7 separate regions of the Mus musculus genome follow, and regions 2, 3, 4, 5, 6 and 7 are each linked to region 1. A link is a loop called in an ENCODE intact Hi-C map of the cell type or tissue named here. Cell type or tissue: left cerebral cortex. All regions are shown on one strand.

Region 1 (4,000 bases):
CTGAATTCTAAAAAAGCATTACTCTGACTCCCCAGATGGGGCAGAAGGAGCATTGCTGCATGTAAACATCCTCTTTCCTTACACACGAATTCAGAAAACTGATAGGTACTTACAGCACCTGGTGGCAAATCGTAGCTATGCTCAGTAAGACCAGATGCTAGATGGCTCAGTGGTGAAGAGGACCAACTCCACTCCCAGTACCACATCTGGGGATCCAGAACCCTCTCCTTCATCTGCAGACACTGCACACATCCACACAAATAAAAATAACCAGGGCTGGAGAGAGGCTCACCAGTTAAGGGCACATACACGTCCATGTGCTAACTACTGCTTGTAGCCCTTGCTCCAAGGGACTGGATGCCTCTGGTCTCTGCAGAAAGGTGCACATACCAACCACCCCTCTTCACATCACTAAAAATTGGAAAAAAAGCCGGGAGTGCTGGAGGCACTTTAACCCCAACTGTGGAGAGGCAGAGACGGGGGTAACTCTGAGTTCATGGCCAGCCTGGTCTAAAAGCAAGTTCCAGGACAACAGTTATATAAGTAAAATTCATACACATACATACATTCACACACACAGAAACATACATACACAATCATACATACATATACTCACAGACACATACATATACACACAGGCACACACACATAAACATATATTCACACACTCACCCACATATATACACATTAATACACATATATACAAACTCACATATATACATACACATACATACACTCACACATAGACACACATACACACATATACACACACACAGACACTCACACACACATACACACATACATACAAAAACACACACTCATACTCACAAACACACACACACAGACACATACAGACACATACACATACACACACACCTACACATATACACTAATACACACATACACACACACACATACACTCTCTCACACCCATTCACATGAATCTAATTGTGATGCTCAAAGGAGGAGAACAAAGGACATGCTGGGGAAGACTAAGCCACAGAGGAGAACCACACTGCTCTGTATTCTCCAGGGATACAGAGTGGCAGGGCTGTAGAGGGAGAAGTGAGGGGGAGGCTCAGCTGCTGGCTGTTCGTTGCGTTGGAACACTCTGGCATCAGCAGTTTCACAGAACACTCCAGTAGGTGTCTGCACAGGAAGTACTTTTCATGAAGGGAGGCGATTGTCAGGATGAATGGGACCAATTCACTGAGCGGGGTACAGCTCAGTGGCAAAACCCTGGCACATGCAACCCAGCTCCACAACACAACAAAACCAGCAGACAGACCCACGACCGACGGACAGACTGATGGACCGACCAACCAACCAACCAAAACAGCAACTAACTGAACAAAGCAAATGACTGTTTTCCTGGCAAAGCATTTATTGAAAGTAACACTTCAGGGTAAACCATCTTCCGGAAGGCACACAGCTACGCTGACCGGTGAAGAGAGCCAACAATTTATAAGATTCCATTATAATAACAATTGCCAAGGCACCTGCATTACAACCTTTTAAATATTTTAAAAAGTTAAAATGACGTATCAGTTGATATTTTAAATGTAAAATCCTCCTGACAGCATTTGGAACAGCTAAGAGCTTAACAGAATGATTCCTGCCTCAATGATCTGTTGACAGAGCAGTCTTCAAAAATAGAATTAAAATTGTGAACAACATGACCCAGCCTAGGTCCAGGGGAAGACTAGGAGTCAAAACACCCTTTCTACAGTAAAGGGCACATTTCAAGATGGCAACTGCTGTGTCATCGTTTATTTTGATTTATGGACTGTATCAAAAATCCTTGAGACAAACTACCCTAAATGCACCCTTGTTTCTCAACTGCAGTTTTTTTCTTGTCCCAGTAGATGGCAGTAGAACACCATCTTTCATTGCATAGGGTCCATGAAGCCGGGAAGCTAAATTACAGGGAAGGCTCTTACAGGTCAAGTTTCTTCAAGGCCAAGTTAGTGGGATGTAGGTGGCAAAGAGAAGACAAAAGATTGATCCCAAGGGAGTTTACGGTTAAATGGGTGCTGGCTACAGAAGACAGAAAGACGACCAATGGCTGTCTGGTCCCAGGAAGGGAGCAATGAAATCCTAAGTTTCAGAAGCATGTACAGGGGGCATGAATCTAGATGCACTGGCTTCTTGACTGAGGCCAGGAAAAATAAGTCATTAGCTCCTAACGAAAATGTTAACAGACTCATCTAGTAAGCAAAGAATGACTTACAGTTGTTCTTGAATTAAACATTAAGACCTATCCAACAGGGGCAACACTGGTAAATAATCTAAACACCAAACAAGGACTATTAAGGTAGGACCTGTGTTGAGAAGAGCCAGCTTTCCCTACTGGTTCTCTGCCCAGCTCCCCTTCCTGTGGCAGAGACCAGTGACTGAACTCCAGCACCACAGACGCAGACTCTAAACGGCCAACAATACAGGCTGTTCTTACAGATGCCTATTAAAGCATTCTCAGTAACCGGAAGGGACACCTGTTTCTTTACCACCACTTGCTTTTGTGCATACTCACTAGACTTCCTCCATTGTTTCTATTCCTTCATTCAGGTTTTTAAAAAGTTTATGTGCATGAATGTTTTGCTTGTATGTGTACCATGTTCCTGCCCAGTACCCTCAGAAGCCAGAAGAGGGCGCCAGATCCCCTAGACCTGGACAGCATGTGGATACTGGAACTAACCAGGGTCTTCTACAAGTGCAGCATTTTCCACCTCTGAGCCATTTCTTTGGCCCAAGGTGTAACCCAAGAGTAACCTCTAATTCAACTCCTCCTGTCTCTGCCTCCTCAGCACATCCTACTGGCCAGCGCCCCCTCAGACAGTGATTAGAATACATCTGGACAGAATCTGCTATGCTATTACAGGAAGTAGAAATGCCCTTTGCCTTCCTGTATTCTTTTTGGAGACACCCTTGCTCTATTGCCAAGGTTAGTTTTGGACTCTTGGACCTCCTGGACAGCTGGATGGATTACAGATGCCTTCCGTTCTCAGGGGTCCCTGTCTAAGTCCATACTCTGGAACAAAGAAAGCAGTTTTTTTACAAATAAGTTTTGCTAAAGGAGAAAAAGTGGACAGCTCTCTAGATGCTATAGATGTTCACAGCATCTTGAGGGTTCACCAGAAGAAACACCCCCCCCCCAGACAGAATCAATTCAAAGGAATAAAGATAACAAGAAAATACCTTTATCAGGAAGAAAAGGACAAAAAGCTCAATCTTTTGGAGCTCGGAGGACAAGCCCCAGCTGGCAGGCTCACCAGTGAGTGGTTAGGACACCCTGCTGCGCTTAATTGTTTTTAGCACGGTAGGATAGGGTACTTTATGCTACCACCCAGCTGTGAGTCCCCTGGCTCCTGTCAGCTTGTGTCACAACCTAAGAAGAAAATAGCAGCTTTAACATCTCCCTCACTGGCCTTCCACTAGTCTACAGTATTTTTGCTTTTTATAGCCCCATGCCCTACCATGAAGACTGGACTATATATAAACTCTGTCTCCTCCACTTTCACTCATGTAAAGCAAATATGGAGGGAGCACGCTCAGGCGTGTGGCAGAGGCCAGGTGACACCGACCTGCCAGGCCGGTGTTCATCAGAGTCATGAGGCGTGTGCCCAAATCCTTCCCCACCCAGAAACATTTTATGATATTCTTACCATTAAAGACAACGGCTCCATTTGCTGAATAGGGAGGGCTAAGCAAAAAAATAAGGCTTCATGGCTAGAATGCTGAGCTAAACTAGGTTCAACACAGTGAACAATGCACAGATACAAGGTAATACATGATGACTGACATTTGCTGGGCGGAATTGTGGCTACTGAAAACTTAAACCGAGAGCCCTGCACTACACATAGAAGCCAAAATGATTGTCAGTGCTGTGAGAACAGCCTTCGTGCAGGCCACTGTGCTCCACTGAGGAGAAGTCCCTTTCAGCCTTTTAAAACAAAATCTCGCACAACCCTTTGGCTAAGGTCCGCTGACACAGGAGCAAAAG
Region 2 (4,000 bases), 540 kb after region 1:
AGAGACTCATCTGGAATGTGGCAGACACAGTCATCTTGTCTAGGCGCTGTGCTATTGTTACTCTGCCTATCCTGGGGGTTGGGGGGGGGGGGCAGTGGCATCTAGGTGGAGAAAGATGTGGAATGAAGCAGAAGTCCTAGCAAGATGACAGGTCAAACCCGAGCTCTTCAGCTCCCTGGTCTGTGTCAGGTTATTGGGGACCTAATGGTTTATGGCCTCAGGATGGAGGGAAATAGGACTCAGAAGCACAAAGATAGAGGTCTTGTCATGTAGGAGATACAGGGCAAACCCCTGAGATTGTTGGGACCAGCTAAAACTGGCATAGGCGCAGCACACATGCAATCTAGCTCTTCTGAGTGTCTGCCGCTTGTGAGTGGGTGGTGGACATTTTTGTGTTGGTGCCATAGAGCTTGTGCATGCATGTGCGTGAAGCTGCCATACATGTGTGTATGAGGGCAAGTCCTGTCGGACTGACCTGGGGTGGACCTGCAGCAGCAAAAGGCATTCTGGGAGAAGAGAGAAGGGAAGAGAGAGAGAGAGAGAGAGAGAGAGAGAGAGAGAGAGAGAGAGAGAGAGAGACAGCGCGAGAGAGCTTGGGTTCCAAGGAAGGGATCTCTCTACTTTCACCCTACCCTTCCATTCATTCCTTCAGTCCCTCCTCTGGCCTGCTGAATTATGGGGAATGGTCTAAGGAAATCCGGGCCTAGGTCTGGGAGTCGTTGGGGCCTGTGCGTTTCTGTGGCAACCAGAGCTAGGTTCCTTCTTTTCTCCGCCCCTCTCCCTTTCCTCTCCTTCCTTAGGAGGTAGGCCAGGCTTCCTTGTGCTTTTGCTACCCTCTGGTGGCCACCAGGGGAAAGACAGGCCCAAAAGGAGAGGACACAAGGGACTGGCACACTAGACCACAGGCACAGAAATGGGCTGAGAAAAGATTGTAGAAAAAGCCAAGAGAGTGAGGGACTGAAGTGTTATGATCAAAATATATATATAGTGTTCTAATGAAGGTCCGTGGGGTGTTGACAGGGTGTTGACATGGAAAGCCTTGGAGCATTGGAGTTTCTTCTCTGACCCACTTCATTTGTCCACAGCCTGCGGCGAGAGGGCTACACCGTGCAGGTGAACGTGAACGACTATCTGGATATTTACTGTCCGCACTACAACAGCTCAGGGCCTGGCGGCGGGGCGGAGCAGTACGTGCTGTACATGGTGAACCTGAGCGGCTACCGCACCTGCAACGCCAGCCAAGGCTCCAAGCGCTGGGAATGCAACCGGCAGCACGCCTCGCACAGCCCCATCAAGTTCTCCGAGAAGTTCCAGCGTTACAGCGCCTTCTCGCTGGGCTATGAATTCCATGCCGGCCAAGAATACTACTACATCTGTGAGTGCCGGGTCCTGGGTCTTCTGAATGACAGGGTGGGGTCCCAGGGATCCCCGGCCAGCCGTTGTAGTGGTCACCAGGGATAGGCTTCAGGGTTTCAGCTCTGAGAAGTTGCAAGGCTGTGGGGATGGGGTGACAGTCCCAAATTTGGGTCGCAGAGCATTTCTGTTGGGATGGGCTAGCCACGAAGTCATGGTGACCAATGTCCAAAGAAAGATTGGAGCAGAGACTTGGGGACACAGCCGGATGCGGGCAATTTGGAGGGGGATGGGAGTCTATGTTAAAGCCGCAAGGGCACCAAGTGAGTGAAAGAAATCTCCTCCCCAGCCACGCCCACTCACAACCTGCACTGGAAGTGTCTGAGGATGAAGGTGTTCGTCTGCTGCGCCTCCAGTGAGTAGCGTCGGTTTCCAACCACGTCCGCATCCTTGCCTCCCTGCTTTGGGGCTCCCTTGGCTTCCTGGGGATGGGGGCGGAGGGCACAGGCGACCGGGATGGCTCCCCAGCTGTAGCAGGGGGAGGGGGTCCTGGCCCTGACTTTCCCCTCCTCTCTCCCCACCCGCACCCCACCCCGCAGCATCGCACTCCGGGGAGAAGCCGGTCCCCACTCTCCCCCAGTTCACCATGGGCCCCAATGTGAAGATCAACGTGTTGGGTGAGTCTGCGCAGCGCCCTCTTGTGGCCACTGCTGGAATCGCAGCCCCCTTCCCAGTGCATGCTTCCCACCCACCCCCTCCCGCATGCCTTCCCATGGGACACGAGCCCTTCCGGCCCCTCCCCCGTGGGTGGTCACATCTCTGGCTCCACTGCTGCTGCTGCTGCCGCCGCCGCCGCGTGCCCCCCGCCCCAGCGCACAGCACAGCCCTTACCAGTTTGCCTATTTATCTTTCCACAGAAGACTTTGAGGGAGAGAATCCCCAGGTGCCCAAGCTTGAGAAGAGCATCAGTGGGACCAGCCCCAAGCGGGAACACCTGCCTCTGGCCGTGGGCATCGCCTTCTTCCTCATGACGCTCTTGGCCTCCTAGCTCTGCCCCTTCCTATGACAGAGAGAGGTGGGAAGGGCTGAGAAGGAGCAGGGAGCTTGCTGTGGGGCCTACATCCTTCTTCCCATGGTTGGGAGCGGGGTCTGCACTGTACATCTCTCTGGGCCTGCCCTCTTTGCCCACACACTCTCTAGGACAGGCACCGTAGTGGATCAGGCACAGGGACAGCCACAGGTCCCAGGTGGCCTGTGGCTTTGGTAATGTTTGGTACCAAACCTGGGGGCTATAAAGGCAGTGCTCAGGACTCCCTGGCCCCTGGTACCTTTCCCTGACCCTTGGTGCCCTCCCTCTTTGTCCCCCAAGAGGCAAATATGCCCCAGAGAGAACAAACGAAGCATGGGAGGTGCCCCCTGTCCTCTCCTCTGGGGCAGAACATGGGGAGGGGACTAGGTGGGTGAGGGGTGGAGCCTCAGGCTGCCCCTCCCCCTGTTTACAGCAATAAGCATGTCCTCTCCCTCCACTCCCACATAGAGGACTGTGGTTTGGATTGAATCCAAGTTTACAAATAGACACCCCTGGGGGGGAGCAGGCAGTGGACAGGGGTGGGCATCGGGGTGCCAGACAGGCATGTACAGACTCTATATCTCTATATATAATGTACAGACAGACAGAGTCCCTTCCCCTTCTTAACCTTGACCTTTCTCGACTTCCCCTTCCAGACTCAGACCCCTTCCCCTACCAGGTTAGGCCCCCCTTGGGACCCCCCTGGCCCCTCTTTTGTCTTCTGTGAAGACAGGACCTATGCAACGCACAGACACTTTTGGAGACCGTAACAACAATGCCCCCTCCCTTCCAGCCCTGAGCCGGGAACCAACTCCCAGGACCTTGCCCTGCCCACCCTAAGTGGTCCCCACCCATCCTGGGCCTTTTTCAAGTGCTTTGGCTGTGACTTTCATACTCTGCTCTTAGTCTAAAAAAAATAAACTGGAGATAAAAATACCTGAGTGTGTGTGGTTTCAAGGGGCCACGTCCCTCTGTTTCACTGGCTGAACCAATCCTGTGGGGCTCAAGGCCCGGGTGAGCAGGCATTCTAGGTTAGAGGCCACAGAGTGGAGAGAGGGACAGAGCTTCAAGTTGAGCCCGGGTGACTTTGGGCAGGTTCCTTAACCTTTCTAGGCTCCGGCTTCCCACAGGGAAAGTGGTGTGAGTACCCGCTTCCCAGGCCCTGTGTACCCGAGTTAAGGCTCAGGCTGGTGCGCTCTATGCTGTAGTCAGAAGCTTTTGGCTGGGTCCAGGGATTTCAGGGGATTTGTGATCCTAGATAGGAAAAAAAAAGTTACATGGTTATTTTCACTCACCTGTGACAAGTTTAACATTCCCTTTCTGTACTTGGGCAACAGGCCACAGCAGCATAAAGAGTACGTGTGACTTTGTAGCCAACAGAAATCCCAGATGTTTTCAGACCTGCTTTATATCTCAGAATATCATTTATGTGTCACTACTTTGAAATGATCATAGTTGTTAGACTTTACTTGTTTTTAACATGTTAATAAAGAAACATATATATTACATACCAAAAATGTAAATGTCTCTTAACTGTGTTTCAATAATGACACTTTGAGGTTTTATTCATTTGAAAAT
Region 3 (4,000 bases), 400 kb after region 1:
AGCACGCACTTAGAACAGTCCACGCCCGCCCAGATGTGACGTCATGGCCCCGCCTTCTCGGCTGACAAGGTGAGCCGAGAGTGACGCTGGAAAGACTAGCCTCAAGTTCCCTTCTACACAACCGGCCAAACATAAAGATAAAGAAAAATAGTAATGTTGAAGGCATTTTCAAATCTGCCTTTTAATTTGTACGTTATAACTCATGCTCTAAAGCAAATATGTGTTTGCCCCGCACTAAAAATAGCTCTTTCCAAAGAAGTAACCAGACAATGACATGATAGGGTGTGTTTCTTGACGTCATAGCGAGGGAGGGGTTTAATGAACAGTATGCTATTTCACTGTTGAAAAGGTTTTGTAACTGCTGAAGCCTCCAGCTGGAACTAAGTGATCTTTTCTTTAGCCGCATACTCCTCTCCAAAGCTTTTCAGAATCTCGAAAAAGAACATTGGTGACATTAGTAACTTAGGTTAAGGAGTTTTGACGCCACTCTGAACAAGATTACCCAATTTCCTCCGGAGACCAACATCCAGCCAGAAGTTGAGAGGCAAAACTAAGAGTGTTCTGACACCTACTTACTGTTATCTGTAGATATAAATTGCTGTCCTACATTTTTCTAAGCTTATCAAAATAAAGCCTGCAGCCTATGACTGCCTCCAGTGTATAAGACTGCAAAGTCTTGTGAAAACCAAAGTGAAACGTAAAGAAACTCTTAGGAAAATCATTTCTTTGCGTATTCGAAAGAGGCTTCGGCGAAGAGATGACTCCGCAGCTAAGAGCACTGGCTGCCCTTGCTGAACACCCACCTAGCCGCTCATAACCAGCTGGAACTGCAGTTCCAGAGGACCTAAAGCCCTCCCTTAGCCTCTGTGGGAACTGCATGCACGAGGTACACAGACATACGGGCAAAACACATAAATCATTTTAAAATAAAGAACAGGAGTGGTCAGGTACAGAAAGAGTGGACCGGGGAGGATCGCCAGAACTGAGGATGTCTGTCTGTTGATAGAGCCTCTGCCTAAGCCTAGGTTTGAGGGCCAGCACTGAATAAACTAGGTTTAGTGGCAAGTGCCAGCCAGCACTGGAAATGGAAGCAGACAAATTCCAGGCCAGCCTGGGCCATAAAATAAAATAAAATAAAATAAAATAAAATAAAGAGAAGGAAGTGAGAGGCTTGGTAAACAGAGGAAAGCAGAACTGTACAACAAAATACTTTGTAAACTTTAAAGTATCCACTCACAGCAGACTGTTTGTTTTAAGCACTGTGATTTCACAGTTTGTAAGTCAGCACATTGTCCCACCTCTGTGCAATAAATATTTCTCTGGGTCCCACCGAAAGCTGGCTCTCACCAGGCCAACGAAGCCTATATAGGGTGAAGTCACTTGTGGCCTCCTGCTCACTAAGCCCTCACTCAAAAGAAATCAGAACTTCCACCCAGAATTCTGAACCTGCCTGACATAACTCACCCCTTCCTTCAGCCCCACCCTGGAATCAAATTTCCCTGGAATTCTAGTCCCAATCACAAAACTTCCGAATGTATTTGCCTAAGCCAGGCAATGGTGGCACACATTCTTGATCTCAGCACTCAGGAGTCAGAGGCAGGAAGATCTCTGAGTTCGAAGCCACAGGGTGATTCATAGCCATCTGTAACTCCAGTTCCAGGGAATCTTGACAGCCTCTTCTGGCCTCCATAGGCACTGCGTGTATATGGTGCACTAATATACGTGCAGGCAAAACACTCACATACATAAAATTAAGTAAGGGGCTGAGAGACTTGTATCAAGGTCTAGACCTCTAAATGATGAAATTAGCTCCATCTGGTTCCAAAACCAGATGTTTTCCAGTCCAGAGTATGAACATTTCCCATCCTGGATATACCTGCCCAGCCCCTTCCCTCTGCTTCTTACCCCAAACTGCATTCCATGCTTTCCTCAGATGCTCAAAAGCATACCAAGTGCTATCAAAGGCAGGGCCAGGAACAATGTGGGTGGAGTCGGGTGGTGTCTCGAATGACTGATCAAGAAGTGAAGGAAAGAATGGGTGCTCCATGGGGGAGACCAGGAGGCCAGGACTTCCCCCTAAGTTAGAGGGGACCTCTATGGATGCATATACCCAAGACTAGGACTGCACAACCACATACCCAATTGCTCAAGGTCCTGGGGCAGCTCCTAGAGGCCCCTTCTTCCCCCTGCCTCCCTCCCAGACCCTCCCACCTGCAGTCCGACCCGCTGCTGCCACCGTGTGGTCACAACCATACTTCTCTGAAAAGAGCTATCTGCAAGAAACAAGAACCAGGAGGAGCCTGACCTGTAGTGCATAGCTCCTCCAGACTCAATTCAGAGTCTAGACTTAAAGACGTGTGTGTGTGTGTGTGTGTGTGTGTGTGTGTGTGTGTGTGTGTGTGTGTGTGTGTGTGTGTGTTGGAGGTGGGGGACTGGAGAGGAGAAAAGAAGAGCACACTCCAACACTCTGGCTGGGCATGGTGGCACATGCCTTTAATCCCAGCAAGAGGCAGGTGGATTTCTGAGTTTGAGGCCAGCCTGGTCTACAGAGTGAGTTCCAGGATAGCCAGGGCTACACAGAGAAACCCTGTCTCAAAAAACCAAAAAAAAAAAAAAAAAAAAGAAAGAGCACACTCGGACTTTTAGCCTGAGCTCAACTGCCCTGGGCTCCTCCTGGCTTGACTCTGTCCTAGCAAACTTTGGGAGCCTGCACAAGTTGCTATTCTCTGGGCTTTCTCCACCTCTGAAAATGATACTCAGTAAAGACTCTTCCAGAGCTGACCGTCTACCCACAAGTCAGAGCCACTGAGACAGAAGCTGGTAGACAGGGGAAATGCTTCCCGGACCAGGAGCCCAAGGAGCAGGGGTTGAAGCTTCTTTTGTTTCTTCTCCAAGTGGCAAGTGACACACAGATCCAGGGAGAGGAGCCAGAGAGAGCACAGAAGGGCTGAATGAAGCTCAGGGGAAGTGCTGGCCCTATAGGCCAGGCCCTGGGTTCTTTCCCAGGCCCTTGCAAAATAACATTATCTGCACATAGTTAGTTCAGATCTGACTGCTTGCTTGACTGTGTGAGATGAGGAAGCCACAGTCTCCTGTGGTCCAAACACTGCTGCCTGGGCCATTGTGTTCTCGTTCTCTCTCTCTCTCTCTCTCTCTCTCTCTCTCTCTCTCTCTCTCCCCACCCCCCAGTGTGTGTGTGTGTGTGGTGTGTTTCTTAAGAGCACTGACTGCTCTTCCAGAGGTCATGAGTTCAAACCCCAGCAACCACATGGTGGCTCACAACCATCTGTAATGAGATCTGACTCCCTCTTCTGGAGTGTCAGACAGCTACAGTGTACTTATATATAATAAATAAATCTAAAAAAAAAAAAAAAAAAAAAAAAAAAGAGTCTCACTCCCTTCAAAATCTATTTCTCAGTGAGCTAAAAGGACAGAAAAGAGGCTGAGCAGTGGTGGCACATGTCCTTAATCCCAGAAGAGGCAGACAAAGATCTCTGAGTTTCAGGTCAGCCTGGTCTACAGAGTGAGTTCCAAGACAGCCAGGGCTACACAGAGAAACCCTGTCTCAAAAAATAAAATAAAATAAAATAAAATAAAATAAAATGACAGAAAAACATTTGAAAAGCTAATGGCTCCGCTGGCCCCTCCTAGCACAATGCCTGGGTGAAGGCCCGCAGCCACAGTCCCAAGCAGGCCGCCCTGTGGGACCTGGCTCTCCAACACTTTCCTCTCCACCCTTAGCCTGGAAGCTTCAGGTTTCTGCCTGTACTCCTGAGTCACAATAGGGTCTCAGCAATGACCTCAGGGAATGACACAGCCCAATCAGCTGGGCATCTCCACGATCAGTGAAGGTTAGTATCTTAGGTTAGTAACAACTTCTACTACCACCCCCCCACCCCACCCCACCCCACCCCGTCCCAGAGGAAGGAAGAGGGTCAGATAATGTAAAGGGCTACAGAGCTTGGAGAAAGGTGGAGGTTGACCAGCCTTATTGTAAACC
Region 4 (4,000 bases), 350 kb after region 1:
TGTAGACAGTGAGGACTTCCGGCAAGAGAAGGGCTTCTTCGCCTGGGTGGCATTCATAGCTGCTGGATTCTTAGCATTTGTAGCAGTGCCTACCGCAGAGCATGCTCTTATTAAAATATACTGAGGAAATTGGCTGCTTGGCCCCAGCTCCAAAATGATAGAGGAAGAAAGTCTCTAACAGTTTCCAAGACACAAAGGAGGCCCCAGTACCACCCAAGGTACTAGAGCCAAGTAGACAGGGCCTGACAGGAAAAGAGCGCTCTGGGGAACAACTCTCTTGCAGAGAGAGTAAGGAACAGTTGTGGGACCTGACTGGGGTTGCCCTGAGCCTGCTGAACCCACCACAGCAGATCTGTCAGGTAAAGAGCAAAGGGCCTGGAGGCTTGTACACCAGATACAACTCTGAGATTAGACCCTACTGACTCCAATTTGCTCTGCTCTCCCACCTAGGGTAGAGCAACCTGTGGAGGGTTTGTGCAGAATGTGGTGCCCTCTGCTGGTGGCACATAGACTTGCACTCCAGGCAGCTTGGGGGACACACACACACATGCACACACTCGCACACAGGTGCCCCTTACGCCCAATCCCAACTAGCCAACTCAACAGTCAGCATCCTTCTACAAAGACCCAAGAACTAAAGTGGATGCCAGGAGCCCTTGTGCTATTCTGAAAAAATAAGCTTTCTTTGAGGTGCAGGGGGGAAAGGTCTCACTGTGTAGCTCTCGATGACTAGAAACACACTATGTAGACCGTGTTGGCCTCAAATAGCACAAAGGTAGCTCCTATCTATCGAGACTCGATACACGGTAGAGAAGGTGTGAGCCCCGATGCTCTATGAGGACAGCACAGTGCCTTTGAGTGGGAAGGCTGGACAGGAACACAGAGCTGCCTCAGGCCCACACTTACTTGAAAGAAAAATAAGCTGGGAGGGAAGTTCATAAAACCCACACATCTTAGGACAAGCTGGGTGCCCAGGTCTCTTTGGCAAGCCCTCTTCCCCTGACCTTGATCTTGGTTTTACTTGGACGTATAGCAGCAGTCCCACCCCTACCCCTGCCTCAGCATCTCCTGCCCTGTTGCCCTTACAACCTCAGCCTCATGTAACCACTGCCGCACGAGGAAGGAAGCCCCGACATCCCTCATACACCCAAGAGCACACCCAGGACCAAGGCCCCAGATCCAGTGCGCTGCTGAGATGCGGGCCAGACAACGCCTGCCTATCCCTTCCCTCGCCTCCCTTCACTCCTGGTAAAGGTGAAAGCCAGAGGGTTGCTATGGACACGCGGCTGCGCTCTCCCTCCTCAGCAACAATCCGAAGCTGTCCTCCCTGCTGGAGACCAGGTCTCTAATTGCCAAGCCTAGGAGGCAGCCTGGATGCTTCAGGGAGGGACTGGGTGGCTGAGAGCCCGAGGATTAGACGGGCTGTGGCAGGAACGAGAGAGTGACAAGACGGAAATCACCTGAAATTGGAAGCAACAAGCTTGACCCGTGTCGGGAGACTGACAAAACCAATGTTGATTCAGCCAGAATTAGAAAAGCAATAAGTGTCTAAACAGGCTCCCTGTCAAATCGGACACTTAATCACTCTGGCCAGTGTCTCTCAACAGGACACTGGGAGGAAGAGAGGGCTGAGAAGTCGAGAGCTGGGGACAGAACAAGTCTGTGGGAAGACCTTCCACAGCCTTCTTACTTACACAAAGCAGCCACAGTCCAAGTGTTTCTGGGTTAGGTTCCTGGCCACTGCGCCACCCTGTGGACAGAAGTACCCCAGATTGCCACATGCCCCCTCGTTTGAACAACCAAGAACAGCTCATCATCACCAATGCTAGCCACTCCCTTACCAGCCATGGGCTCAGAACAGTCCCTGCAATGGGCTCCCACTATATGGCTATTGACTTTAATCTTGCCACCACCACAAGACCAGAGGACATCACTGTTCTAAAACTCCCCTCTAGGACACTGCCACTCTACTCTGTTCCCAGCTGTAAGAGCAGAGATTCCCCTCCACAGAGAAGTCACCACAGCTGCCACCTGTTCTCCAGACTAGAACAAGACCTTGCCACAGACTCAAGACTCATGTTGAGCATCCTAACCAGAGACACCAGCTGCTGGACAGGACCAAGTGACTTCATGTCCCAGAACCTTCCAGAAGAGGGCATAGAGGAAAGCATGCTGGCCCTAAAAGTCACTGTGCATGAATTCCAGGGTGGCCTTCTGGGAGCCACATTGTCTCATTCAGAGCCTGTATAGGTGACTCAGCACAGGCATAAGGAGGACGAGGCCAGTTATGCCCGGTTACCACCTCTCCCCCATCACTTCTTGGAAGACAAGACTGTGAATAGATAGAGACGGGAGAAGGAACAAGATGTGTGTGCACGTACATGTATGTGTGCGGGTGCATATATGTGTGTATGACTAAAGCTGTGTGTAAAGAGGCTGGAGACGACACAGGGGAAGGGACCTAAGACGTTTCTAACGGAACCACTTGCCAGGAGCTCTCTGTATGAAGTTGCCCCCATTTATAGTGACACTGGCATGCAGAGCTGGGGACCTGCCCCGACCCAACACTGAGTCCAGACTCGGGCCCACCCCTGTCTTCACTCCTTCCCATCTGGTACTACAAAATCACACGTCGGAGGGGGGATAGGTAAGGCTGTGTGTTTCAGAAAGAACGAGTGCCAAGTAAAAGCCATTATTCCAGCTGGGGAGGTTTTTTCCTATCATTAGGAAACCTTGCCTTCTCTGATTGTTTCCGAAACGGTGTTCCCAGGGCCATTTTGATGACAAATTGCTGCTCCCACAATCCTGTGGCCCCATTCTGGGAACTCCTGGGCAGCCTGCGGAGTGCTAATCCTCTTTTCTCAGAGCAGAGTTTTCTTCCTTCCTCAAGTGATTAAGCCCGGCAGCCCCCACAAACTGGCAAATGTGAGCCCCCTGGGGCAAGAAAAGCCAGTGGCTTGTTGCATCTTGCCTTTTCCATCTGAGCCAAGGGGGCCGGAGAAAGGGCAAGGAAAGAAAGCAGGGCAAATCCTGGCCAGCAGCTCCCAGTATCCACCATCAGTTGTCTAGTGTAGCCACCTCCAGCAATGGAAGCCTTGACTGTGGTGGGGGTGGGGATGGGGCGGCTTCGGCATCTCCTGACAAGGGTCAGACAGGTCATCAACTTCCCCATGCCTGTGGAGAGGTTCAGGCTGCCTGGCACTCCATCCTCAGCTGAGCAAAACTACTGTTGGAGGAGCAGCCAACAAGAGACCCTGAGTTTGGGCTTAGGAAGTTGATTTGGGTACTGCTAGCAGTAGAAACAAAGGAAGAGTAAATATCTGTTAGTCTGGCCAGTCAGTCGCAACAAGAGACCCTGAGTTTGGGCTTGGGAAGTTGATTTCGCAACAGAAGAGACTGGCTCCCTAGAAGTAATGAATGTGACATGGCTAAGGACCTAGGAAGGTTTGGGGGGCTGTTTGGGTTTTGTTTTGGTTGGTTGGTTGGTTGGTTGGTTAGTTGGTTTTCAAAATATTTATTTCATACGAGTGTTCTGTCTTCAGACACACCAGAAGAGGGCATCGGATCTCATTACAGATGGTTGTGAGCCACCATGTGGTTGCTGGGAATTGAACTCAGGTCCTCTGGAAGAGCAGTCAGTGCTCTTAACCTCTGAGCCATCTCTCCAGCCCCAGGTCTGGGTGATCTCCTCACTTTTCCTCTCACACCCCTTCGGGTAGAATCCAGAGCCTTGTGCACACTGGGCAAGCATCCTCCCACTGAGCTACGTTCTCCGCCCCTTGTCACTTTCCTCACTAAGTTGTCCAGACTAGTCTCAAACTCAAGATCCTTCTACCTCAATAACTCCTCAGTAATTATGACTTCTCTGTCCCTCTTCCTGAAGGTATGCATTTCACTAACTCAAAAGGCAACTTAAGTCAAGACTTCAAAAGCTCCTCCAGCAAGCACACTCATCTTTGGCTAGGTTCCAGTGTGAGAGAGGGTAGGGAAAGGGGTGGTA
Region 5 (4,000 bases), 72 kb after region 1:
CTCAAAATTCACCTGGGGAGGACTTCTTCCTTAAGGAGGCACAATGTACCTGCTTGCTGAGTTCTTCCCCTTCAGGGTTTCTCCCTGGCCCTGGCCCTCCTTTCTTCTGCCATGCATTGTGTTTCTTGGGGTTTTGTCTTGGCCCAAACCGTGGAGAGGTTGGCACAACCCCATTGCCTGACCCCAGTTGCCTGTCTCCTTTGCCCCATAATTCACCCCCTGAACTCCCCTGGCTCCTGGCTCCTTCTTGAGGCTGCTTCTAAAGGACCTGAACTAGCTGGCCAGCTCCTGGGGTCTCTGTGGAGGGAAGGGGATGGCCCTCTCACCAGCGTCCCCCACACCCACACTGCCCTCATGTTTTGGGGCACACATGTAGTTCCCCAGGTAGGGCTCTGTCAGGCAGAAGCCCCAAGCTGTAGGGCTGGGCTCCCCAGAAACGGTTACCGATCCTCAGCCTCTGTCAGGGTGCTGAATGGAACTGGCGTGTTCTGGCAGACTGTTGGAGGTTGGTTCTAATGCTTTGAATTCACCGGGCCCCCCAAGTCAGGAATCTGCGTGTCCAAACCCTGAAGGTCCTTGTCTTCAATTGGTGTCTGATCAATCAATAAAGAGCCAACAGCCAGTGGCTGGGCAGGTGGACTGAGGCAGGACTTTGAGATTGGCGCAGGTTAGGAAATGGGTGAGAGGAAGCAGAGATCACCAGGACTGGGAAGAATAAAGACCAGTCTGAAAGGTGCCGACATGTGAGAATCAGGGAAAGTGGCCACACAAGGCCACTTCCCCAGTTGTGTTTGCGGGTAGCAAAGATGAAATATAGATTTTAAAAGATGTTAACTCAGGAGTACCAGAGGGGAGTGTTTGCTAGCACCAGAAAGGATTAAAAATGCCCAGCCAGCCGGGCGGTGGTGGCACGCGCCTTTAATCCCAGCACTTGGGAGGCAGAGGCAGGCGGATCTCTGAGTTCGAGGCCAGCCTGGTCTACAAAGTGAGTTCCAGGACAGCCAGGGCTACACAGAGAAACCCTGCTTTGCAAAAACAAAAAACCAAACCAAACCAAAACAAAAAACAAAAAGAAAAGCCCAGCCATTAAGCTAGTCAAGGCATATTAATGTGTGTGTGTGTGTGTGTGTGTGTGTGTGTGTGTGTGTGTGTGTGTGTGTGTGTGTTTCATATGTGAATCCAGATAGCTCTTGGGCAGTGCCCATGCGCAACCAGTCGGGAGCACAAAGTGGTTAGCTAAACACTCCGCAACAGCAGGTCATTGCAGGAAGGGTGAATGCAGTGAGCCAGATCTGCATGACACCTCTATCTCTGCAGGTGCCCTGCGACAGGAGCCCTACTAATCTCCCCAAGAGTAGCCAAAGCTCCCCTGGAGAGCCCAGGAGGGCCACCAACCCATTTGTGCCTCAGTGATGCGCATGGCTGAGGGGTGGTATTGGGAACAACAGTGTCATGTTCCTAAGATTCCCATCCCTTTACTGAGGGGCTGCTGTGCCTAGGACCAAGTGTCATAGCCCGTCTCTCTTCTTCCTTCCTGTTGCTAGAGAAAGCAGATTGCTGGGTTGTGGTCATCTTCACTGGGCGATTGACCACCATCCCTGTGCAGATCCCATGCAGTGTGGACAATGATGACTGACCTCTGGACCATCCCACCTCGCCATTCATGTTGGAGGAAGGTCATTTGTCTTCCATCTTCTGTGTAGAGGACGGGAGGTGACAACATTTCAAGACCTGGCCTAGCTTGCTCCCGTCAGCCTCTGGCTCTGACCTTTCCTCACCTTAGCAGCAGCCATGCCAGTAGAGTGCTTGCTTGAGTAATGGCTTTTCACACCTGTCCCGGAGCCTGGAGCCTCAGTGTCCCTAAGGAATGTCACTGCTGCTTAGTTCTTAGTAGGGTAAGGGAGACTTCCCATCTCTGCTTCCACTAGAGCCCCTAAGAGAACAACAATTCCAGGCTTCCAGCTCTGTTTACAATTTCTCTGGGAGCAGATTTTGCTCTAGATGAAAGTGAATAGAGGGTGGAACACTGGATTGGGGGGGGGGGGGCATCTGTCACACTGTTTCTTTAGATCCCCATGGTAAGACATCAGTTTCCACACTCCAGAAACACAGAGGCCCCCCTCCCCTCTGTCGAGGCAGAGGGTAAAACATTGCTTTGGAGAAGTGAGAAAAGACATGGTCCACTCCCCAGCTGGAGAAAGCGAAGCTCTGGGCTCAGGCTACCCTGGGAGGCTGGTGGCCTCGTGCCCAGTGGTCAGGGAGCTCCACCCAGAGGGCATCGTGGGACATTGCATGGAAAGAGCCTACTGCCACGCTTAGGGAGGGACAGCAAGGTCTCTTGACCTTCTGGATCTGGATTTTGGAAGGTGGCCCAGAAGGGAGCCTCCTGATCCAAAGAACAGCTGCCAGGAGAGCCCGAGTGCCCAGCCCAGTTGTGTCTTCAGTAGCCGCTGAGAAAGCCACCCCACGGGATCACCTTCCTCCTGTCAAGTGGGTGAAAGTGAAAGGGCCTTCCTGGTATTTCATAGCTTAGAAATGGCATCCTAGGGAGGGACTTCCTCAGGCCCTAATCAGAACCCGTCTCACTCTTAACTAATAGCCCAGGGTTTGGAGGTGGGAGGGCAGAGCCAAGGTCTGGAGAAAGGTGACTTTTTGTCTGGTTCCCCATTGTCTTCCAGCACCTAAGCGCTCTCTTTCCATGGCAACAACATTTTAGCCCCAGCAGATGTTCTCCTTAGAGAGCTGTAACTGTCTGAACAGCAGGACCAGGGCTGCCTCTTTTCGTGCCTGCTCCTGCCTTGCCCCCAGCCCTGCTTCCCACTGCTGCAGCCTTCACCCTCCACATCCCTGAGCTGGAAGTTACCAGGAGCTAGCAGAGACTTGTTGGGGAGCTGGTCTGCCGCCAGAGCCTGCTCCCTCTGCTTCCCTCCTCTGCCACCACCTGCCCCAAGGTTTGTGTTTTGTTTTGCAGACATTTTGAATTCACACCAGGTGTCCATTAAATCCCTGGGGGAAATCATTGGTGCTTCTGAGAGCTGACTGTCCTGAGTCTACCCAGCCTCTGCCAGGATTCTGTGGGTCTCCCTGGAATCGGGGACTGGTGTGTATGTGTGTGTGTGTGCACCCGCCATCTGACTTCCCTTCTCATCTAGCCATATGCCCTGAAGTGTGAAGACCTTGATGAGGTGTCCCAGCTCATTCCGTCTGCCTGTGCTACCCCAAGAGCCATTCATTCTTGAAGCTCCAGCATGGAGTTGCTTTCTGTCTTGCCTTTACTCATCTTTGCTAAGGGTAAAATCTTGTTTGTCAGGTGTCTTTCTTTAGTCTCCTAAACTGGCATAAACATTTGAGTCAAAAATAGTAAGCTTCCATTAAGTTAGAAGCCTGAGGCAGCTGAGCAAATTTTCCTCATCTTTGGATGCCGGGGCAGACTTGGGGAGGCTGGAAGGGCCCTTGCCTAGGTTTTTTGGTATTGCATGTAGAGTCAGTGAGCCATCACTCCAGCAAATAAAGGTTGTCATGGCTCAAGCTTGGGGTGACGGATACCTTCTCCTGGCTACTGCTTGCTGCCCTGTCCTGCCCTCTAAACTGTGGCATGGAAACCGAAAAGCAGCCCCTAGGCTGTGGGCTACAACCCAGGCAAAGTTACCTGGGTCAGAGATACAAATTCCTTGCTTTTCCGACTGCAGAGAAGAAATCTGCCCCTTTAAATGCATGTAACTTTATAAGAAGCCTAAACTTAAAATTTTGTTAGAAAAGGGTTGGTAAGGAAAATGGAGGATTGTCAAGAGCTGGTGTCACAGTTCCCAGAACCTGGCATTTTCCATCATAGCAAGTGGACATGAACCCATGGTTTCTTTAAATAAGTTTATTAGAGCCAAACTATTTAAATAACTTTATTTGATTCATCCTTTGGTAGATGAGAAAAATACATTACAAAATACATTATACAGAGGACAGCTCACAGTACACGTTACTAAAAACACAATCTACATGCCAG
Region 6 (4,000 bases), 590 kb after region 1:
AGCCAAAGAAACAAGCTGTGCGGACCTGGCCCATTAAGAGGCCTCAGTGGGAGAAGGGCTAAAAAGAGCCTGAGGTCATGCGGTTGGACACTGAACTTGGTAAAGACGTCCTTCCCCAAGGAAGCCATAATGTGCAGATGAACTGACCGAAGGAAAAGCTTGAGACAGCTTCCTGCGGGGGAGCCAGGTACAGAAGAGGCAGCTTGGGCTGACCCAGCATCTCTGCAAGATTTCCACCTGCTGGGCTGCCAGAGAGGTTTGTAGCCCGGCCCTGACTGCATCCTCCCCATCCCTGGGGCAACATTCCCTGGAGCTGTGCCAACAGGAGGACTGAAGCAGCCTGGTTTTAGAGTGTAGCTGTAAGGGCAGTGCCCGTGTGTACAGTCTGTGGAGTTTAGCTTAACGGGCAGGGCCCACATGTACAGTGTCTGTATATAAATGTGCTGTATCTGTTCATTTCTATGACTGCAGGGTTTTTTTATACAGTGTTTTTGGATTCATAATAAATTGATGGTTTTTTATGGACATGCTTTTCTGCCCCACCATGTTGATTTGTGACCAGTGTCCCCATTGTGTGTTAGGCTCTGTGCTAAACAGAAGCAATGGGGGGGGGGTGTGGGGGGGGGCAGGTATAATGCAGAGCTCCTTTTGCGGCTGAGGTGGGAAGGTTAAAAACTTGAGACTGCATGAGTAACTCAGACCTTGCCTCAAACTCAAAAATAAAAGGCTGGAAATGTACCCCAAGAAGTAGAGGGTTACCTAACGTGTGTCAGCCCTGAGTTCAGTCCTCAGGAGCACAAAACATAAGTAGCCAGGCATGGTGGCTCCTGCCTGTGACCCCAGCACTCAGAAGGTTGAAGCAATGTTGCCAAAATTCCAATGCCAGCCTGGGCTACAGTGTGAGACTTTGTCTCACCAAAACAAAACAAAAAAAGTAAATAAAAGACAAAATAAATAAATGGCTAGGATCAGTCTTACCAGGCTAAAGGAGTTTACTCCTGAGGGTTCTGCACAACTCCCTGCAAGAGTGGGCTATAGATTCCTCTCCGCACCCACTCTTTGTTCTTCCTGTCCAACTTCACCAGCCTCGAGCGCTGGGCTTTGGCACACCATGCAGGTACTCATGCTGTCTGGGTGAGTCAGGGAGCTGGATGCCAGCTGAAGCATGTGCGCTGCCCCACCAGCAGAGCCGCCTGGGAGGCTGGGAGGGAAAGTTCCCAGCAGCAAGTATGTTGGAACAGGGGGCCAGGGGTAGGCTTGTCCTTGGATAGGGCAGGTCGTGTAAGAGAGGACATCTGAAAGAGGATGGCAATTCCTGCTTTTGGGGGACAGACTGGAAAGAGGTTTCAATAACCTCCAGGAAAACCCTCCCAAAGCTGGGTAACCAAGGTTCTGATATGAATTGGGGGCGCGTTGAAGACCTGTGAGACTAAATTTGAGGTTTGTGGTCCAGCACACAAAAGCATACAAGAACCCAGAAGTTGAGGCTAGTGGTCTCGATGATGCAAGGGGTGCGCAGTGTGAGGAGGGGTCGGATCGGGGACAAATGCAGGGGCACTACTAAAACCACTAAACGCAATCTGAACAGCACGATCAGGACCCAGGCCCGCACATTACAGCAAACCACCCGGCCAGCACGCGGCGCTGGTTTGGCTGGGTCCCCAGTTCCGGTGAAGTTCGGGCGAGGGCGGGTTCCGGCGCGGTTCCACGGGGAAGGGCGGAGCTTCGCCTTCCGCAGCTCCGGGTCTGAGCTACTGGAACTCCGCGCTGGGCTAGGGAACCGGCTCCGGTGGGATGGAGGCGGGCGGCGTGGCAGACTCTTTCCTTTCTAGTGCCTGCGTGCTCTTCACCCTGGGCATGTTCTCCACTGGCCTGTGAGAGTGTGGATGGACTGGGCTGGGGCAGGAAGTCAAGAAATGAAAGCGGGCAAGAGACGTGGCTGCAATATCTTGCTGCTTTTGGAACCCAGAATAATAGTGGAATAGGATTGGATGATTTGAGGTCCAAGGCGAGGCTGCCTCTTGGCCTGAGGGGGGAGATCTGCTTGTCGTTCAGGATGATTGGTAAACACCGAGAAATCTTTTACCCACTCCTAACAATTTCCTTTGGATCCCTTCCAGCTCGGACCTCAGGCATATGCAGAGGACACGGAGCGTGGACAACATCCAGTTCCTGCCTTTTCTCACCACGGATGTCAAGTGAGAGTGTTGTTGGCTGTGATGGGAAAGGCTGAGGGAGGTGCAAGAGATCCCTGGAGACCTGCTGCAACCCCAGCAGCCCCTTGGACCTTAATCCTCCTTCCCTCACAGCAACCTGAGCTGGCTGAGTTACGGAGTCTTGAAGGGAGATGGGACCCTTATCATCGTCAATAGCGTGGGGGCCGTGCTTCAGACTCTTTATATCCTGGCATATCTGCACTACAGTCCTCAGAAGGTAGAGGCCCTCCCTTGCACTCACCTCCACCCCACACCTGGCCATGTTGGCAGAGCATATAGTTCTATTTCCTGGAAGATTAGTGGGATGGCATTAATTCCCTTTCCTAGAAGGCCCTTCTGGTTCTCCTGCCCATGAAGTCAACCCTTTAAAATGCACACAGAGCCACCCACCCTCCCCTTGTTCGAAATGCTGGTGGCTTACCCAACCCCGTGGTGTCAAGATATCCTGTGCTCCCCCAACAGGCTGGGGGAAGAGGGCTATACTGTCTGATAGTTCCTTTAGGGTTAGGACCAGGGCCAATGGCTAAGAATGGCCATTCGCTCTGCTTCCCCACTCAGTCACACTAACATTTATTGGTCTCTTATTGTACATGTATGTGAAGCTCACATGAAAAGGGGAGGGATCTAAAAATGGCTCTCCCCTTCCCTGGGGATCTCCAGTGTTGTGTGGCTGAGATTTCTCTCAAATAACTGAGTGGTGAGAGGCTGACGTGAAGGCCGGGATAAAAGTTGATTTCCCCATTAGAGCATGGCAGAAGACAGGAGGAGGCAATTCCAGCAGAGAGATGAGTGTTCTGGGTACAGATGCATGTAAGACGCCTCTCCCCTGCAGCATGGTGTGCTCCTGCAGACGGCAACCCTGCTGGCTGTCCTTCTCCTGGGTTATGGCTACTTTTGGCTTCTGGTGCCGGACCTTGAGGCCCGGCTTCAGCAGCTAGGCCTCTTCTGTAGCGTCTTTACCATCAGCATGTACCTCTCCCCACTGGCTGATTTGGTGAGTAGGGGTGGCCAAGAGGTAGGGGAGATGCGGAGAAGGGCTAGGCTCCCTGAGCCAGGGACTGGCTAATACTGGGGCGGGGGCGGGGCCCAGCTCTTGGAAGAAGTCAAGGTAGCAGAGGTGAGTGGGATGCAGGAAAAGGGCTGAATGAAAGACGCACCACAGGGATTGTGGTCTTTTTTCCGCGAGGAAATTCTCTGGCGAGGACTCAGGAATGGTTCTATGAACCTGAACCAGGCACATTTTTGCCGTAGGCCAAGATCGTTCAGACTAAATCAACCCAGCGCCTCTCCTTCTCCCTGACCATTGCCACGCTCTTTTGCTCCGCCTCTTGGTCTATTTACGGGTTTCGCCTCCGAGACCCATACATCACGGTAAGCAGACTCTAGATTGGGACGTTGGGTCTACAAAGCAGAGTCTGGTCTTTCTAGCAGCTTTTTGATTGCAGGTGCCCAACCTTCCAGGAATCCTCACCAGCTTAATCCGCCTCGGGCTTTTCTGCAAGTACCCTCCAGAGCAAGACAGGAAGTACCGCCTCCTGCAGACCTGACCCCAGGCACCCGAGTGCCAACTGGATACCAAACAGAGCTCCTGTTTCTGCTGGTCCTTGTGACCAGTTCCATGGATGCAATAGGTTGTGAGAAAAAGATGACTTTGAAACTAAAGGGACCAAAGATCTTTCCTTAGATCAGATAGGACCTGTGGGATGAAATCACATTTTTACAGGAGATCATCTTTTCTCATTTCGGAGGCTGAGGTGGTATTAGAATGTGCCTTAAAATAAACT
Region 7 (4,000 bases), 140 kb after region 1:
TAAATTTGTAAATAAATTGAAATCTTAATCTCATTTCAGCTCTAGAATTTTATGCAGTCTACAGCAGGATAACAGCAGCAGAATAGCAGATACCCAAAATAGCACAAATCTCTCCCGCCTCTGAAGCTACACCACCGATGAGAAGCAGCAGCAGTATTACAAATGCCTGCGTGCCAGCCCCTAGTCATAGCTAGCCACTTTAAATTCTTACAGCCCGTCAAGGGAGGCATAATTATCTTCATTTTGTAGATAAGCGCAAGAAGACAGGAGAGCAATGTCACACTGCTGAGAAACAGCGGACCTGTTTCTACCGTTTATGCCCGCCTCAGTGTCCTTCTCTGCCTCCCATACAAGCATTCAACTGTAAATAACATGGATGTTTTTCAGGACCTTTAAAACGATGGGAACAAGACCTCTTTCCTAGAGAAATTAAATTGGCATCGTCATTCAGCTGTCCACAATTTGACGTTCCTGCATTCTCCGTCCCTAATGACCTGCTCTAACAACCTGTCCCCCCTCCCCTGCAGCCAGCGTCGTCGGAGGCCTCAGTGTGCCAGTGTGCCGGTGTCCTCCTGCAGCCGTTTAGACACAGCCCCCTCGGCTGATTGCACTCTTGCCCTCTCCCACTACGCGTTCGAAAGCCCACCGCCGAGTTTCCCGGGACTCGGATACCGACGCAGAACGCCTTACCCTCTGGCAGGGCCCAAGAACCGAGCCAAACAGACCAAGGGAAGGCAGGTGACGCAACAAGGCCTCCTGATTCAGGGCCAGCCCGAGGCTGAGCGCCGTGCCCGCGACCCCGCGTGGGAACTCACGGCCCGCACCTCCATGGCTCCGTGCCAGCCACGTCAGGACGCAGGGCTGGCTCCTGGGGCCAGGCTCCGGCGCCGCGCATCCGCGGGGAAGGGCATTCTCGGCTGCAGGGCCGCGGGTACCCAGCGGCTCCCGCCCGCACCAGCGCCCGAGCATCCGCGCAGCCCCGCCGCGCCCGCCGCCTCCACCACCGCTCCCCATGTCTCCTTTTCCAGCGCTGCAGGCTGCGGAGGCGGCGGCCCGTGCGGGACCAGGGTCCTCTTACCCGCGCGCGATTCCTCGGACGCTGCCCACTCGTGAGCCCAAGGCTGCGCCCTTCCCGGCTAGTCCCAACGCGTAGTCTTCCACCTTCAGTCAGGAATCAATGGTTAGGGCGCAGATTGGTGACATCACTGGCGCGCCGGCGTGGGAGGGAGGCCCATGTGATGCATCCCTCTTTTGTTTGAGCCCCTGGAAAATGAGGGTTTTGTGGCTCCTTCTCTCTCAGTCTTTCTACCATCTGAGGAGGACATTTTTGTGTGCGTGGTGGGAACTAGATACTTGGTGTCAGGATACTGCAGTTTTTCTCAGGGCCTTGATTCTACTCCCCAGGTCTCCATAATGTGGTTTGGTAGGAAGACCAGAGAGAATATGTATAGATACACCCTTCTTTTTCAAGTGGACCGGAAGGCCACAGAACTGGTTGTCAGTGTTCTGTAGCCAGTAGACTTCTAAAAAGCTGCTTTAATTAAATTGGTGCAGGAAAAAGCAACAGAATGGGGTCTGGATTGATGGCTCAGAGACTAAGAGCACTGGCTGGTCTTCCTGAAGTCTCACTGTTGATTCTCAGCATCTAGGTGTTTGCCCAAAACCATCTGTAACGCCGGTTACAGAGAATCCTATGAGCCCTCTTCTGGCCCCCACTGGCATTGCACACGTGTGATCTGCAAACATACTGCATGCAAAACACCCATACTCATCAAATAAACCAACACATCCACAACGTGACACCCACCAGAAGGACTAAAATATTTCCAATGAGCTGTTCATCACTTTGTAAGTGGTCCCAATCTTCTACTGTTGCCTTCATCTCAGTAGTTAACTCCCATCATGAATTTGCATTTACACAGCTACTACATTGCTTTCATTTCTCTTCACATGTTATTAGTAAGCAACACGTTTTTATTAATTGTGCATATATTTCCTGGGACTTTTATTTTCAGAAACTTGTTAAGTGTCATCTCTTATGATGCAACTTGAGTAAGTTGCATATTGCAAATTTCACTGCTAGAGAATAATTCATTATGCATGTTAATTTATGTATCCCTTCTCTAACTATTTAAACAAAATTTCAGTCTTCTATTTCCAAGTGTGATTACGATCACTATCTTCTGGTGCCACTGTATAAAATTTTCTTGGGTATTTTTATCTAGATGCAAGACTGATGGGTCTTTGGTATTTCAATGGTCTATTTTGTAGCATAGCATTGATTTTTTTTTTAAAATAGAAAGTGTTTATACCATATTGTGTAGCAACTTTCTCCTCTTGTAAAGACTCAGGGAGTAAAACCAGTGTGGTGAGGTGCATCTTTAATCTCAGCACTTGGAAGGCAGAGGCAAGCAGATCTCTGAGTTCAATACTATCCCAGTCTACAGAGTGAGTTCCAGGAAAGCCAGGACTACACAGAGAAACCCTGTATCAAAGAAAAAAAAAAAAAAAGGACTCAGGTAAGGCTCAGGAAGCTCCTGAAACTTACAAGATTCATAAAGCCCTCCCTGCAGTAACATAGGCAGTAACAGATTGCTTAGGAGGGAGAAGATAGCAACTGGCTGCTTTGACTTACTGCCTGTCCTAGATGAGCTTTTGAGTGATTTGTTACTCCTATAAATGAGTTTACCCCAGTAAACTCATTGGTTTGTCAAGTTGGACTTTGGTGGAGTCATTACTTTAGTCTGTCATTCATCCCCTATCTGGAGTGAGTAGACGTTTGTTTAAGTCTCCACAGAAACCGTCTTAGAACACATACCAGCTGCTACTTGTGCCTTCTCTAATAGCTCAGACCTTAACTTTTATTAGTGAAATAGTAAGGTGGTGGAGAACATCTCCTGTTTCCAACCAGGTTCTTTTCACACCCTCCTCAAAGAATGCAGTGGACAGATAGGAGGTACTTTAGTGTTGATTTGTAGAACAAAACAGCTTTAAAACATTGCCACGTGGGACTTGACCAGTAAAATGAACAGGTTTGGTCTCTCAGACCAGTGGGGTTCTAGTAGAGAACCATTATAGCCCAAGAAAGCTATCAGAGGCCTTTGAGGTCTCAAACAAGAGCTTGTGCCTTGCAGAACAAGTGTTCAGATCACCAATAGGAGCCCGAGAACAGCACGCAAAGCTCATGTCTCAAGCAGCAGTAGAGGCAAACTCCCGTTTGGAGCTGAAGTGCGGAGTGTTGAAGTCTGAGGCAGGAATGAGTGAGGCTGGCTTGAGCAAGCACCCTGCTCGAAGCAGAAGCACCAGGTGGCAGAAGCCTTAGGCACATGGAGTCTCTAGCAAGTCCATCCCAGGGAATCCTGAAGACAGTCTTCCTTCTCTGATACCCTGAAGTTTTCGCCCTCTGAAAGGAGCAGAAGCTCCTGGGGCCAGCTCCCAGCCTAAGCCAGAAGCTGGACCGTGAACCCTTCCTTGCCTTCTTCCTTCAACAAGTCTGTGGTTGTTCTGGCTGTGCATGTAATTTATAGGATGCCAACTGGGCCCCATCGACCAGCTGAGTGTGGGTATGCAAATAACATGAAAAAAAGGGGGGGGGGAAACCAATCAAGGAAGAACTGTCAACCGTGGTGGGGAAGAATCACAAGCCTGCTGTTAGATGACAAAAGTGAACAGGAATGTGGGCAGACCTCCACCTCTACCTCTGTGTGAAGACTCTGATAAGAAATCGGTCCTTTTCCTGGTTGCTATGGTGATCTTGCTGGTTATCTATCACCTGCTTTCCTTTTGCATCCACTGCACCAGCTGTCAGCATTGCCAGCTGTCAGAAGTCTTCATGTTGGGCTTGAGGGAGAGCACCCACAGGTGTTGGATGGAACCCCCTCCTGGCCTTACTGGTCTTCCCTTAAATGTCTCTTCCACTTAGGGTAGGTTGCTGGCAATCTTCTGCTGTGGAATGGATTCCAGAGCTGAGCTAGAAGATAAGACATGAAGATGGCTGTGG

Evidence for each region. Peaks named below come from ENCODE experiments on the same cell type or tissue, not always from the same donor. Only the 100,000 strongest peaks of a DNase experiment are listed, where the experiment ranks them.
Region 2: it touches region 1 in a loop (2.9-fold over the local background); 6 of 42 quality-filtered maps call a loop at or near these places.
Region 3: it touches region 1 in a loop (6-fold over the local background); 4 of 42 quality-filtered maps call a loop at or near these places.
Region 4: it touches region 1 in a loop (8-fold over the local background); 15 of 42 quality-filtered maps call a loop at or near these places.
Region 5: a loop joins it to region 1, with 5 times the contacts of the local background. A loop is called at or near these places in 32 of 42 quality-filtered maps.
Region 6: a loop joins it to region 1, with 2.9 times the contacts of the local background. A loop is called at or near these places in 2 of 42 quality-filtered maps.
Region 7: it touches region 1 in a loop (5-fold over the local background); 9 of 42 quality-filtered maps call a loop at or near these places.

The regions. Positions count from the first base shown.
Region 1 is chr3:89,856,207-89,860,206 of GRCm38, reverse strand. She (src homology 2 domain-containing transforming protein E) reads right to left here. Exons shown (of 6, transcript NM_172530.3): 6 at 1,361-4,000. Among named protein-coding and RNA genes, the nearest start is that of Gm46811, 14 kb to the left of the region's middle. In left cerebral cortex, CTCF peaks have their summits at 37, 1,857 (motif pointing right) and 2,644 (motif pointing right); DNase peaks (open chromatin) are centred at 1,115 and 1,838; H3K27ac peaks cover 560 bases.
Region 2 is chr3:89,313,838-89,317,837 of GRCm38, reverse strand. It overlaps Efna3 (ephrin A3), which reads left to right. Exons shown (of 5, transcript NM_010108.2): 2 at 1,086-1,375; 3 at 1,703-1,768; 4 at 1,953-2,030; 5 at 2,271-3,939. The coding sequence ends at 2,401. Gm34014 (a long non-coding RNA gene) reads right to left here. Exons shown (of 3, transcript XR_867453.3): 3 at 3,937-4,000. Gm15998 (a long non-coding RNA gene) reads right to left here and starts at 1,092. Exons shown (of 2, transcript XR_003954662.1): 1 at 633-1,092; 2 at 1-10. In left cerebral cortex, CTCF peaks have their summits at 847 (motif pointing left), 1,843 and 2,045 (motif pointing left); DNase peaks (open chromatin) are centred at 831, 1,207, 1,702, 2,074 and 1 more place; H3K4me3 peaks cover 693 bases; H3K27ac peaks cover 2,155 bases.
Region 3 is chr3:89,455,128-89,459,127 of GRCm38, reverse strand. It overlaps Pmvk (phosphomevalonate kinase), which reads right to left and starts at 10. Exons shown (of 5, transcript NM_026784.3): 1 at 1-10. In left cerebral cortex, CTCF peaks have their summits at 1,643 and 2,234 (motif pointing left); DNase peaks (open chromatin) are centred at 31, 271 and 2,200; H3K4me3 peaks cover 512 bases; H3K27ac peaks cover 836 bases.
Region 4 is chr3:89,508,919-89,512,918 of GRCm38, reverse strand. No RefSeq gene overlaps it. Among named protein-coding and RNA genes, the nearest start is that of Kcnn3, 9.2 kb to the left of the region's middle. In left cerebral cortex, CTCF peaks have their summits at 483 (motif pointing left) and 1,751 (motif pointing left); DNase peaks (open chromatin) are centred at 475 and 1,733.
Region 5 is chr3:89,783,854-89,787,853 of GRCm38, reverse strand. Ube2q1 (ubiquitin-conjugating enzyme E2Q family member 1) reads right to left here. Exons shown (of 13, transcript NM_027315.4): 13 at 3,857-4,000. Among named protein-coding and RNA genes, the nearest start is that of Ube2q1, 12 kb to the right of the region's middle. In left cerebral cortex, a CTCF peak has its summit at 2,271; a DNase peak (open chromatin) is centred at 2,294.
Region 6 is chr3:89,268,260-89,272,259 of GRCm38, reverse strand. It overlaps Slc50a1 (solute carrier family 50 (sugar transporter), member 1), which reads left to right and starts at 1,690. Exons shown (of 6, transcript NM_009057.3): 1 at 1,690-1,874; 2 at 2,121-2,198; 3 at 2,310-2,433; 4 at 3,049-3,210; 5 at 3,468-3,587; 6 at 3,662-4,000. The coding sequence starts at 1,795. The coding sequence ends at 3,763. It overlaps Efna1 (ephrin A1), which reads left to right. Exons shown (of 5, transcript NM_010107.4): 5 at 1-530. In left cerebral cortex, a CTCF peak has its summit at 1,640; DNase peaks (open chromatin) are centred at 1,139 and 1,704; H3K4me3 peaks cover 1,843 bases; H3K27ac peaks cover 1,930 bases.
Region 7 is chr3:89,712,229-89,716,228 of GRCm38, reverse strand. It overlaps a transcript of Adar not described here. Among named protein-coding and RNA genes, the nearest start is that of Adar, 16 kb to the left of the region's middle. In left cerebral cortex, a CTCF peak has its summit at 1,708 (motif pointing left); DNase peaks (open chromatin) are centred at 164, 822, 1,199 and 1,664; H3K4me3 peaks cover 1,644 bases; H3K27ac peaks cover 1,835 bases.